Regions from separate parts of the Homo sapiens genome. Here all the other regions are linked to region 3. Evidence: chromatin contacts called from ENCODE Hi-C or POLR2A ChIA-PET data. All regions are on one chromosome and are shown on one strand. Each heading gives the region's core, a stretch centred on a gene start or an enhancer-like site at or near the end of the contact. The rest is flanking DNA. Distances are from core to core; before and after follow the strand shown. Region 1 holds the start of TEPSIN-AS1 (TEPSIN antisense RNA 1). Region 2 holds the start of SLC38A10 (solute carrier family 38 member 10). Region 3 holds the start of ARL16 (ARF like GTPase 16). Region 4 holds the start of BAHCC1 (BAH domain and coiled-coil containing 1).

Region 1 (2,700 bases), core at 199-2,698, 460 kb after region 3:
AAATGGTTCCATTCATCTCTGTGCACTTGAACACTCTGAACTGCCTGGCGGCCACTGGAATCACACGGGGAGGCCTCTCCCGGCCGCCAGGCCCTGGCACCTTCCCTCTGCCTGTGGGCATTCCCAGCTTCTTTCTTCCTGTTTTCTCCCTGGCTGCTGGAAACACAGGTCCTCAGTCACCCATCCCCAAGTCATCCTTAACTGTCATTGGCCATCTGCTAGCTCACCTTTCAGTCAGAGCGACGAGTGAGCCTGGGGTTCGCACCACCGCAGGCGAACCTCATAGTGGGGTTTCTAAAACGGGCATGCTGGAAGAACCCTGCGTCCAACAGTTGGAAATGCCCAGATGTGCCAGGCCACGTGTTCACTCCCTCCGGCAGTGCCTGGCGGGTTATGACGGGGAGGGTGTCCATTTGTCTAGTAGTGAGTAAAGGAGCAAGATTCGAGGTGTGTATGTGACACCTGCCCCGTGTCGCCAGCACCAGCCCAGCAGCTGCTCTCGGTGGGATGACAACTGGGTGCACTGCCCCAGCCCCTCCCAGCAGCCGGTGTCCTGCCCAGAGGTGGCCCTGCCCTCTGGGTGGAGGGACTGAGGAGGTCCTAGGGAGAAGCGGGCCCTGGTCCCCACATTTCCCAGGGTTGCATAGGAACCTCCCTGGTTCCTCCTTCCTCTTTCAGATCCTGAGGCACTTTGAGGCCTCCTGTGGGCAGCTGTCCCCTGCCCGGGGCACCTCAGCTGAGCCTGGCCCCACAGCCGCCCTCCCAGGCCCATCTGACCTGCTGACCGACGCTGTGCCTCTCCCTGGGAGCCAGGTCTTCCTGCAGCCTCTGAGTTCAACCCCGGTCTCGTCCCGGAGCCCTGCTCCCTCATCTGGGATGCCGTCCAGCCCTGTGCCCACCCCACCCCCAGATGCCTCCCCCATTCCAGCCCCCGGAGACCCCAGCGAGGCCGAGGCCAGACTGGCAGAAAGCAGGCGGTGGAGACCTGAACGGATCCCAGGGGGCACGGACAGCCCAAAGAGAGGCCCCAGCAGCTGTGCGTGGAGCCGCGACTCCTTGTTTGCTGGCATGGAGCTGGTGGCCTGTCCCCGCCTGGTGGGGGCTGGGGCTGCTGCGGGAGAGTCCTGTCCTGATGCTCCCCGCGCCCCCCAAACATCGTCCCAGAGGACAGCAGCCAAAGAGCCTCCTGGCTCAGAGCCGTCAGCTTTCGCGTTCCTGAACGCCTGACCCGATGGCCTGGCCCTGGAGTCTTCAGCTTCAGCTGCTGTCTGGGGCGGTCTGTGCTTCCTGAGCAGCCTCAACCGTAGCTGCTACAGTCTCCAGGCAGCTTGACTTGAGAGGACGACCCTAGGGCTACCTCAGTTTCCCCCATCTCCTCTGCCAGAGGCTCTGGCTATTTGGACTTGAATCCCTACGAGGGATGGCAGGTGGCAGGGCTTCAGAAATGTCGATCTCAGGGCTCTCAGGGGGCAGTCCCTGCCTGTCTTGCTCTCAGACATGAGGTTTCTTGTATGAATGCGGAAGCGACTACCAGGTTCCTTATTTCATTTTGATCTCAGCTCCCTCCTTCCCCAGGAGGTCATGAGCAGCAACAAGCCACTGCTCCCCCGTCCCATCGGGGTGGGCTAGGTGCTGAGGCTGGGTTTGGTGCATGTGGGTTGAGGGTGTCTTGTCCGGGCTGCCTTGTGCTGTCTGGCCTGAGGCCATTTCAAGTCTCAGATCCCTACGTGATCCTTCCCTGGCTCTCACCTGCTCCTTTAGGCTGTAATTGCTTCCTACACACGAAGCCTCTGATTGGAGCCTCTGGTCCATCTCAGAAAAACCTTCCAAGAGCGCTGGGGTTTATGCTTTCTGAATAAACACTACTGTTTACATGAACCTGGGCCGCTTATTTTTCTTTTTTTGTGTATGTGCATTTTAATGAAAATACCATCAATAAGGGGCACACACAGAGGACTGCTTTCCTCAAAGGAGGGACAGGCGGTGTTCCTGAAACGTTTGGTAGAACTTCCCACTGGCACTGTCCTTGCAGTTCACCTTCTTAATGGCAAGGTTTTAAACTATGAAATTCAGTTTCTTCAATAAATAATAGACTATTTGGGTTATCTATTTCTAATTTCAGCAGTTTGTGTCTTCAGGGGATTGGTCCATTTTATATCAGTTGCTGAATTTGTGATTCCGTTTTTTGTAGTAGTCCTTTATTCTTCCGTTCATGCCTGTGGGGCTGTAGTCACACTATCACACTCTTCCTGTCATGCCTGTGGGGCTGTAGTCACACTATCACTCTTCCTGTCATGCCTGTGGGGCTGTAGTCACACTATCACTCTTCCTGTCATGCCTGTGGGGCTGTAGTCACACTATCACACTCTTCCTTTCATGCCTAATATTGGTCACTTGTTTTCCCTTTTTCTTGGTCAGACAGTTTATTAATGTTATTAGTTACTTCAAAGAACAAACTTTGGTGTTTTTTTTTTGTACTTCACTAATTTCTGTTTTTCAGTTTCCTAGTTCACTAATTTCTGTTCTTTATTATTTCCTTTCTTCTGCTTTGGGCTTATTTTTATTTTTTCAGTTTCTTTTTTTTTTTTTTTTTTTTTTTTTGAGACAGAGTCTCACTCTGTCACCCAGGCTGGAGTGCAGTGGCGCAATCTGGGCTCAGTGCAACCTCTGCCTCCCGGGTTCAAGCGATTCCCCTGCCTC
Region 2 (2,700 bases), core at 122-2,621, 390 kb after region 3:
AAAAAGGAGGTTATGGAATGTGTATGCCATTTCATTTATATAAAAGTAAATGGGCTGGGTGCGGTGGCTCATGCCTGTAATACCAGCACTTTGGGAGGCCGAGGTGGGCGGATCACCTGAGGTCGGGAGTTTGAGGCAAGCCTGGCCACCATGGTGAAACCTGGTCTCTACTAAAAATACAAAAATTAGCCGGGTGTGGTGGCGGGAGCCTGTAATTCCAGCTACTTGGGAGGCTGAGGCATGAGAATAGCTTGAACCTGGGAGGTGGAGGTTGCAGTGAGCCAAGATCACACCACTGCATATACAGCCTGGGCGACAGAGCAAGACTCTGACTGAAGAAAAAAAAAAAAAAGAACGCAGGCATTTGTTATTTTGCCTGCGTATTTAATTAGTCTTTACCCAGGCATTTCCTCCTGTTCTCCTGAAGGTGGGGCACAGCCTTACTTGGTGGCTGCACTGCCAGTGCCTGAGGAACGGGCCTCTGTTCTAAGACACCTGGTCCTGCAGGTGCTGCAGACACGGCCTCCTTTCCTCCGCCGTCCTCCCCCAGCAGCCTGGAATCACTTGCTGCTTCCCAGCCATTCGGTCTACGCGCTCATTCATTAGACTCAGAGTGAGCAGCTAGGTGCCAGGAATCCACAGATCTATCGGGACCCTTCTCTGTTCTCTCCTCTCCCCGGTCTCCATTTCTACCCGAGGAATTCTCATTTGTCCTTCAAGCTCCAGCCTAGAAGCCACCTCCTTCTGGAAGCCCTCCCGGGTTTCCCTGTTCATGTAAGCCTCCACCTCTCCTGTCCCCTCCAGGAATGTCCCTTGCTCTTTTCGTGTGAAAAGGTGAAGTTCAACATTGCCACTGATCTGGGCGCAGTTCGGCAGGGCACCGCCTCCCCTTGGAGCTGTGTGGCCTTAGCGGAGTGGCCGAGCCTCTCTGTGCCCAGCGTTTCATTCCTACCTCCTAGGTGCTAATTCCTCACAACAGACTATTTTTCGGCTGAGGCAGTCAGGGCCCCCGCCCCCGTGCCCTGGCGCCAAGCACTCGCCCCAGAATCGGTCCTGGGAATAAAGGTCAAAAAGGAACCCTTAAACCCGCTCCTCCCCGGAAGGCACAGCGCCTCCCCTTCTCTCCAGCCCGCGACTGCCCATCCAAACCGAGGCCTCGCGGGGCGAGTCCCTTGTCCTCCAGCTCGTTGAACTGGGGCCCCGGGCACAGGTCGGCTGGACCAGCTTGGCGAACCGGACAGCTGCGAGACCCTCAGGTGCCCACCGGCCCAGTTTCCGCCCGCCCCTCCGGGCCCGCCTCTCATTGGCTCGCGTCCCACCAAACCCTACCCCCTGGCCGTCACTTCCGGGCAACGGAGCCCGTGGAAGGCGGAAGTGTGAGCGCCGCGGCGGCAGCTGAGTTGGGCTGAGGTGTCCCTAGCTGGCTCTGCGGCTCTTCCGGGTCTGGGCTCGGAGATTCACAGGCGGCCCGCGAGGCCGAGCGAGGGACGCATGGCCCTGAGGCGGCCGCAGGGCTTGGCGGGGTCCGGAGGTTGACCTCGCCCCCGCAGCCGGCCTTCGAGGCTGCCTCCTCCAGGCAGCCTCTGGGGCCCGCGCCCGCGCCTGCTCAGGCTCCCGTGTTCAGGCTGCCCATCCCCTCCCCACCGGCGTCCCGGACGTTGGGACCTGTGACCGTGGCCTCGGGCTGGGCTTCCAAAGCCGGCCGCAGCCCGGCGACCCCCGAGGCCTCTCGCCCCGGGCCCCTAGACCTCTCACTATGACCGCGGCCGCCGCCTCCAACTGGGGGCTGATCACGAACATCGTGAACAGCATCGTAGGGGTCAGTGTCCTCACCATGCCCTTCTGCTTCAAACAGGTGAGTCCGGTGGGCCCGGAGATCACCGCCCTCGCCTCCCCCGCAGAGGGGGCGTCTGGCTGGGTCGTCCTGGTTAAAGTTCCCGCCGGGGCAGGGCTTCGCTGGGCGGGTGCAGGCGGCCGCGGGCGGGGCGACCCTCTGGGTCCCGGCGCAGTTCCCGTAGAGAATCCGTGGATGAGAAGCGCACGGCGTTGGCCCTGGCAGCCCTTGTCAGCCCGGGCCGGAAAGTTCCCCACACTCAAAAACTCGATACCGAAGCAAAGTGTAACAAAGCAAAATGATCCTCCAGAATCGGAAGGGAACGGTGGGACTCCGTATTTTTACATTTTATCGTGTTTTTAAAAACTCTGACCCAACTGCACCTGTCTTCAGAAGCACACAACTCACCACTCCCAGGCTTCGACACTAGATAGGGACCTTGGTTGCAAGGTGATTAAAAACATCCACCAGGTTATACACCTAAGATCTGCGTTTCACAAAAACCGCACATTTGGCAGGGGGTGGTGGCTCACACCTGTAATCCCAGCACTTTGGGAGGCCGAGGCGAGTGGATCACCTGAGGTCAGGAGTTCGAGAACTGCCTGACCAACATGCTGAAACCCCATCTCTACTGAAAATACAAAAATTAGCCGGGGGTGGTGGCACATGCCTGTAATCCCAGATACTTGGGAGGCTGAGACAGGAGAATAGCTTGAACCTGGGAGGCGAAGGTTTCAATGAGCCGAAGGTTGCAGTGAGCCGAGATCACGCCATTGCACTCCAGCCTGGGCGACAGAGGGAGACTCCGTCTCAAAAACAAAAACAAAAAACTGCACATTTGATCTAATGTGTGCAGACGTTACCAC
Region 3 (2,700 bases), core at 201-2,700:
ACCCTATCACCCGTCCCTTGGAGTCCCCGTTCGCCCAGATGCTCCCGGTTTCAATGGGACCTTAGCTTGGGCAAGGGCTAGAGAGGCCTGCAGTGTAGACTCCAGGCCCCTTGCTCCAAGCCAAGTGCTTTGGAAATAAGGGCAGAACGGGGCTCCAAGGAGGACTCGCCAGCATACCTGTCATCATACCACATCACTGCTGTCTCCAACAACTGGCCCCTCTGGGGGGGCAGCTCCAGCTCTGCCCACATCGCCTTTCCCGGATACAGAAACGATCTAACAAGCCAAGCCACGTCCACTTTCTATACTGATTCAGTAGTTAACCTCTGGATTCATCCCTGAAGCACTGAACTACCTGTGTGGCTGAGATACTCAGTCTGCTTGCTGGTTCCCTTGGCAAGGAAGGTGTCTCACTTGAAGTCTCCTTGAAAACCCTACTTGACAAAAAGGCAAGCTTGGGCAGCCCATTCGACCACCCAAGCTCCTACCCCCAAACATTAGACGCATTTTCCACGTGCTGCTGGGCACGTGCACATCAACATTCGTTTCCCTCCCAAAACGCGTCAATTCCAGGAGGCTCAGATAGGATCAGCTTTCACCTCCAAAAACGTGAGAAAACGCCTTCCTAAACCATTAGGCACTTCCCGAAGCCAGTGTGGGAACAAAAGGTGGGTCTGGGACCCGCAGCCCCCAAGAGAGCTCGAAGGTCCCAGAGAGAACACTGCCGGCTCCACCCTTCGAGGCCCAGTGTTTTGGGTCAGAAGCCCAAGTGCGAGCCTAACATCCGACTGAGTCACCCACTTTCATGACTCAGGCCTTGTGGCCCACTCGGCCGGGTGCTCGTCGGTCAAGAGGAAATCGGCCGAATGCCCGGGCCCGCGGAGGAGCGAGGTCGCCGAGCGCCCCTGGCGCCCTGCGCGGACCCTCGCAGAGCCCCATTTGCCAACGCCCGACGGACGCCGACCCCACGGCCGCGCCGAGGGTCCAGGATCGGCGGCTCCGAACCCGGGAGGACAGCGGGCCGGGGAGAGGCGGGCAGGGCGGCCGGTCCGCGCCCCTCGGGCCCTCGGGGCCGCGCTGACTCAGCGCCGGGCGGAGGCTGCGGGCTGACCAAGGCCGAGCCGTCGGGTGGGGACGCGTTACCTAGGAGACGCTCGAAGGTGCCGCTGCCTCGCCCCATGGCGACCTCCAGCCCAAACCCGACGCCGCGGGCGCTCCCCTGCTACGAGCTGGCGCGCCCCCCGACTTCCGCTTCCGCCTTTTCCCTCCAGTGCGCGCACGCGCACGTCACCGCGCCGGCCCTAGAGCCGCGAGGAGGCGGGGTCTTCCGCTCTCCCGCTAACGCTGCGCGCTAATTGGACGCGCCCTTGGAACAATGAGCCCTAAGAACCAATGAGAAGTCCGAAGGTGAGAACTATCCAATGAGAGTGGCCGGTGGGCGGGCCTTGAGCCGCGGCGCCGAGCTACGGGTGCCGGGTGGAGCGAAGCACGGAATGTGTCTCCTGCTGGGGGCCACGGGCGTCGGGAAGACGCTGCTGGTGAAACGGCTGCAGGATATCCTTCCGCGCGGGGACGGGACCGGGGCGCGGGGGGCACCCGGAGTGGGGCGGGGACTCACCCTTTAGCTGCTCGGGTCCTTGACCGCTTCGCACAGGTGAGCTCCCGGGATGGGAAAGGCGACCTGGGGGAGCCGCCCCCGACACGGCCCACGGTAGGTGTCCGCCCCCGCGGGTGGAGTTGCGGGGGGTCAGTTCTGCGCTTGGCGAAGAGCTCCGGGCTCCTCTAAGTGCACGCCGAGGCGCAGCGGGTCAGGTCGTGACTTAAGGCCAGCCTTCGGGAGCGGGGGACGGCCCGAGCTGAGGATAATTGGCGCGGGATGAGGGGGCCTGCCGCCCTCCACGGGCACTTCCTCTCCCCTCGCAACGGCTTCCTGTGGCTGGTCGCCCCCACAGCGAGTCCAGCTACTGATGGGCGTCGGTCCCTGCTCGCCGTTCCTGCGTTAGGGAGAATGGGTCTGCGGGGTTCAGGCCACCGTGTAAGGTGTGGGCACGGTGCTCTTCAGGAGTTCACAACGGGACAGCGGTTGTATTGTTCTTTTTGCATCGTGGTTTTTCCTATAGGTGGGCACCAATCTTACTGACATCGTGGCACAGAGAAAGATCACCATCCGGGAGCTTGGGGGGTGCATGGGCCCCATCTGGTCCAGTTACTATGGAAACTGCCGTTCTCTCCTGGTGGGTTGTAATCCTATATGGGCTTCCTTTAGGGAAGTGTGTCTACATTTCTGTGACGTCCAGTCCCCAACCTTGCTGTGTGTAGAAAGGGGTTTGGGTTATTTAGTGACTATACTACTCATGGAAATAGGTCTTAGCTAGTGTTGCTTCCTGCTGGGCACCCTGTCTGGTTTCTGGTGCTTGCGCTCCCAGGCCCCCGGTAGGAGCTCACAGAGGGCTTGCTGAGGGCAGGGCTGCTGCTCCGCAGAGAACAGACTTGGCCCTCTGTGTCACTCCCCGGTACGTCTGTGTTTATGTTGGACTTATACGTACCTCTGGTTGGTCTCATCTTGATAAGGCCTGTGCCGCGGATACCAGTATGGAGAACTGATGGCCACATGAGGACAGAGACGAGTGACACCAGGTCGTCTTCATAAAACTCGATTCCCTCTGCTTCTGCTTGTTCCCAAAGCTTTGTTTAAAGCTA
Region 4 (2,700 bases), core at 120-2,619, 290 kb after region 3:
TTTCGGAAGGAACTGAACCTAGGAGCACAGGGCTCCCTCCCGGGAAGGCAGGGCGTGACCCTGGAGCCGCCGGTCCCTCTTGCCGCGGCCCCAGGCGTGGCTGGCGCGCTCCAGGATCTGGAGCTTCTACAAGTTTGCTTTGTTTCCTGCTTTTGCATCTAAAAACCCGCTCTCTCCTCGCCCGCCTGCCGGAGACCAGGACTCTGGCCCGTCTGCCTCCCTCCGGCGTCGTCTCCGGGAGCGCGGGCGCGGTGGGGCCTGCAGGCCGGGCTGGGACCAGGCGCGCCTTGGGGCGCGAGTGGCTCGGCCGTCGCCGCAGAACCCGCTCCCTGCGAAACAGCCGCACCCGCTCCCTGGGAGAGTCATGAGAACTGGGGTCGCGCCTGACCCCCGCGCCCGAAGAAAACCAGCCCGCGGACCCCGCCACACGGGCCGTGACCCGAGCCCCGCGCGCCGTCCCGAACGCGCGCGGTGAAAACGCCCCGCTGCGCCGGCCTTGCTCGGTCCCCCTCCTCCACCCCCACTTCTCCGGAAAAAAAAAATTCTGAATTGGGAACGAAGACCCGAAAAACTCGCCATGACCATTCCCCTCCCCGGCCCCTAGCTTCGGCCCGGAAGGCCCCTCAGGGCAGCGGCCGTGGGTACCACGACCCGGCCAGTTCCCCTCGCCGCGGACCGACCGGGCAGGGCCAACCCAGGACTGTTCCGGGGAGGGGAGCAGGGTAGGGGAGCGAATGTTGGGGTTCGTTCGTGGGTCACCCAGAACTGGGCGCACGCTGGCGGCGCCCGGACTTCGCCTACTGTCCGCCCGGTGCCACCCGCGCGGCTCGCGCCAGACGCAGCCTGGCGGTCCCTGTCCTGTCTTCGAGTATTTGTTTTTAATGCTGGGTGTCGATCGAGACAACAAGCGCTCAGAGCAAAGCAAGGATGCATTACGGGGGTAATTTTAAACCGATCGATAAGATTTTTCAGAGAAAAAAAAATCGCTCATAGTCCATATTTTTTAAGAAAAAAAAAAGCCTCAACATTTTAACGGATTTTGTTAAAAGGGAAGATATATACTTCTTAACATCACAATCCTGAATTTCTTTTGCTAAAAAAAATGTAAAACCCCAAAGCCAGAATAAAAAATAAAATAATAATAAAAATACAAAAACAAAAAAAAAATGAAAGCAATTTCAGTTACTTACTGGAGGCTGTTTCCTGGATACAACTGAATGCAATACAATTAAATCAGTAAATGTGACTTTGTTTTGTATTCCTATTGGTATTTTCAATGTGCTGACTGTTGCACTGTAAATGCACCGCTTCCACAACAACGACTCTAGCGAGCCCATCCAGAGCGGCTCTCAAACCTGCAGCCTGGCGCGGCGAGCCACGGGCCCTGCATACTAATAAGCTCGTGCCACTCAGCCCGGAACAGCCAGCGCGCTGATTGGCCGCGCAGCCCTCCACGGCCGGGAGCTCGTGCCACTCATTCGGCGTAAACAGGCCTCCCAATAGGCTGGCGCCGGGCCAGGGAACTGCCAATCAGGAAGCAGCGGGGCTACTACCAAGCCCGATGGCGCCTAATTCAAGCCCGGCGACTGCGCAGCTCCTCTGCGCAGATCATTGCTGCTGAATGGGAATGTGGTGGCGCAGGGCGGGAGAGGGAGCTGGAGCGAGCGAGTGCGCGTGTCCCGGCGGAGGGGGAGGCGTAGACACAGACACAGACACACACACACACATATATGTTTAATCCAGCAGGTCTAACGTTTGGCTTCTGCCGCACAGAAGGCCAAGGGAAGAAACACCACCACCCCTTAAAAGTAGCTGCTTTTTCTCCCTGGAATCTGTCTGGCAGGTGGCAGGTAGGCCAGACCTCCAAGCCCAGAGGCCTCCCCAGGTTGCCTGGCCCATCTACCGCTCTGAAGCTGCTGCCTGCCCGGACCCGAGCTCGCGGATGCACGCACGCACGCCCGCTGCTTGGGCAGCAAAAGCTTTGAATAGCCCGTCCGGCTCTCTCCTCCCCATGACCTGGGGATCAGACCCTGGGAAGTGAGTTCTGAGTCTCCAGCCGTCTACATTACTGGCTCTCAATTTTATCTCCCTCTGCCACACTTTGCAACAGAGCAGCTACTAAAATGAAAATCAGGGATTTATTGAGAAGACAAGGATTGCCCTTTCTTCATCTACACCTAGATTTAGAAAATATTTTCAGTTTGGTAATGGGGGAAGCGGGTATGGTGTGGTAAACCATGTATAGTATTTCTCAATGCTGCTCCCTGTCTGCCTATCTGCTAAATCCTCACTCCAACTAAAGCAAGCCACTGAACAATTTTTATCGTAATCAGATGCAAACCACTTCTAAAATATTCCGCAAACAAATATTTCTGTTAGAATTTGGTTTCCCACCCAAATGCTATTTATTCTCAGGGAGTCGAGGTGATGTCTTAGTGGCGATGGATACATTTATTTTTGCTCCTCTTTCTCCATGTGAATCTCTGCCTCCCCCTCTGGGGGAAAAAAGGATATTTAAACTAGGAGCCAACTGACAGATTCACACGCATTCGAAATTCTCCACCGTCTCATTCCGGCAGGGACACGAAAGAGTTAAACTCAAAGCCTGTTGTCTCTCTGTTTCCCCGCCCCCACTCCCGCTCCCGCGGGACCGCTGGGATTGGTTGGCACTCCGCCAGTGGACTGTCCATCACCGAGTGT

The links. Hi-C counts contacts between places; a loop is a spot of excess contacts on that map. ChIA-PET counts read pairs that join two places held with the same protein, here RNA polymerase II (POLR2A). Pooled maps may share reads with other maps.
Region 1: a pooled map shows a loop between it and region 3 (3-fold over the local background). The contact joins the promoter of TEPSIN-AS1 here to the promoter of ARL16 in region 3. A Hi-C loop is called at or near these places in 9 of 50 pooled maps. POLR2A ChIA-PET finds 5 or more read pairs at or near these places in 4 of 52 experiments (AG04449, WTC11, activated B cell and 1 more).
Region 2: a map of CD8-positive, alpha-beta T cell shows a loop between it and region 3 (11-fold over the local background). The contact joins the promoter of SLC38A10 here to the promoter of ARL16 in region 3. A Hi-C loop is called at or near these places in 2 of 168 maps with a recorded cell type or tissue (CD8-positive, alpha-beta T cell and naive thymus-derived CD4-positive, alpha-beta T cell), 1 of 37 single-sample maps with no recorded cell type and 6 of 50 pooled maps. POLR2A ChIA-PET finds 5 or more read pairs at or near these places in 2 of 52 experiments (CD8-positive, alpha-beta memory T cell and Caco-2).
Region 4: a pooled map shows a loop between it and region 3 (4-fold over the local background). The contact joins the promoter of BAHCC1 here to the promoter of ARL16 in region 3. A Hi-C loop is called at or near these places in 2 of 50 pooled maps. POLR2A ChIA-PET finds 5 or more read pairs at or near these places in 3 of 52 experiments (A673, HEK293 and MCF 10A).

What each region holds. Positions count from the first base shown.
Region 1 is chr17:81,227,455-81,230,154 of GRCh38, reverse strand. It overlaps TEPSIN-AS1 (TEPSIN antisense RNA 1), which reads right to left and starts at 1,448. Exons shown (of 4, transcript NR_135654.1): 1 at 778-1,448; 2 at 228-417; 3 at 1-153. TEPSIN (TEPSIN adaptor related protein complex 4 accessory protein) reads left to right here. Exons shown (of 13, transcript NM_001363764.2): 13 at 679-1,878. The coding sequence ends at 1,227.
Region 2 is chr17:81,293,978-81,296,677 of GRCh38, reverse strand. SLC38A10 (solute carrier family 38 member 10) reads left to right here and starts at 1,371. Exons shown (of 16, transcript NM_001037984.3): 1 at 1,371-1,855. The coding sequence starts at 1,757. RefSeq lists an enhancer at 706-795 and silencers at 1,456-1,725, 1,826-1,895.
Region 3 is chr17:81,682,547-81,685,246 of GRCh38, reverse strand. ARL16 (ARF like GTPase 16) reads left to right here and starts at 1,450. Exons shown (of 5, transcript NM_001040025.3): 1 at 1,450-1,554; 2 at 1,653-1,711; 3 at 2,121-2,234. The coding sequence starts at 1,494. HGS (hepatocyte growth factor-regulated tyrosine kinase substrate) reads right to left here and starts at 1,236. Exons shown (of 22, transcript NM_004712.5): 1 at 1,144-1,236. The coding sequence starts at 1,180. RefSeq lists silencers at 1,006-1,105, 1,316-1,375, 1,586-1,665 and enhancers at 1,254-1,548, 1,766-1,985.
Region 4 is chr17:81,394,126-81,396,825 of GRCh38, reverse strand. BAHCC1 (BAH domain and coiled-coil containing 1) reads right to left here and starts at 1,369. Exons shown (of 28, transcript NM_001377448.1): 1 at 1,191-1,369. RefSeq lists enhancers at 1-22, 23-631 and a silencer at 2,657-2,700.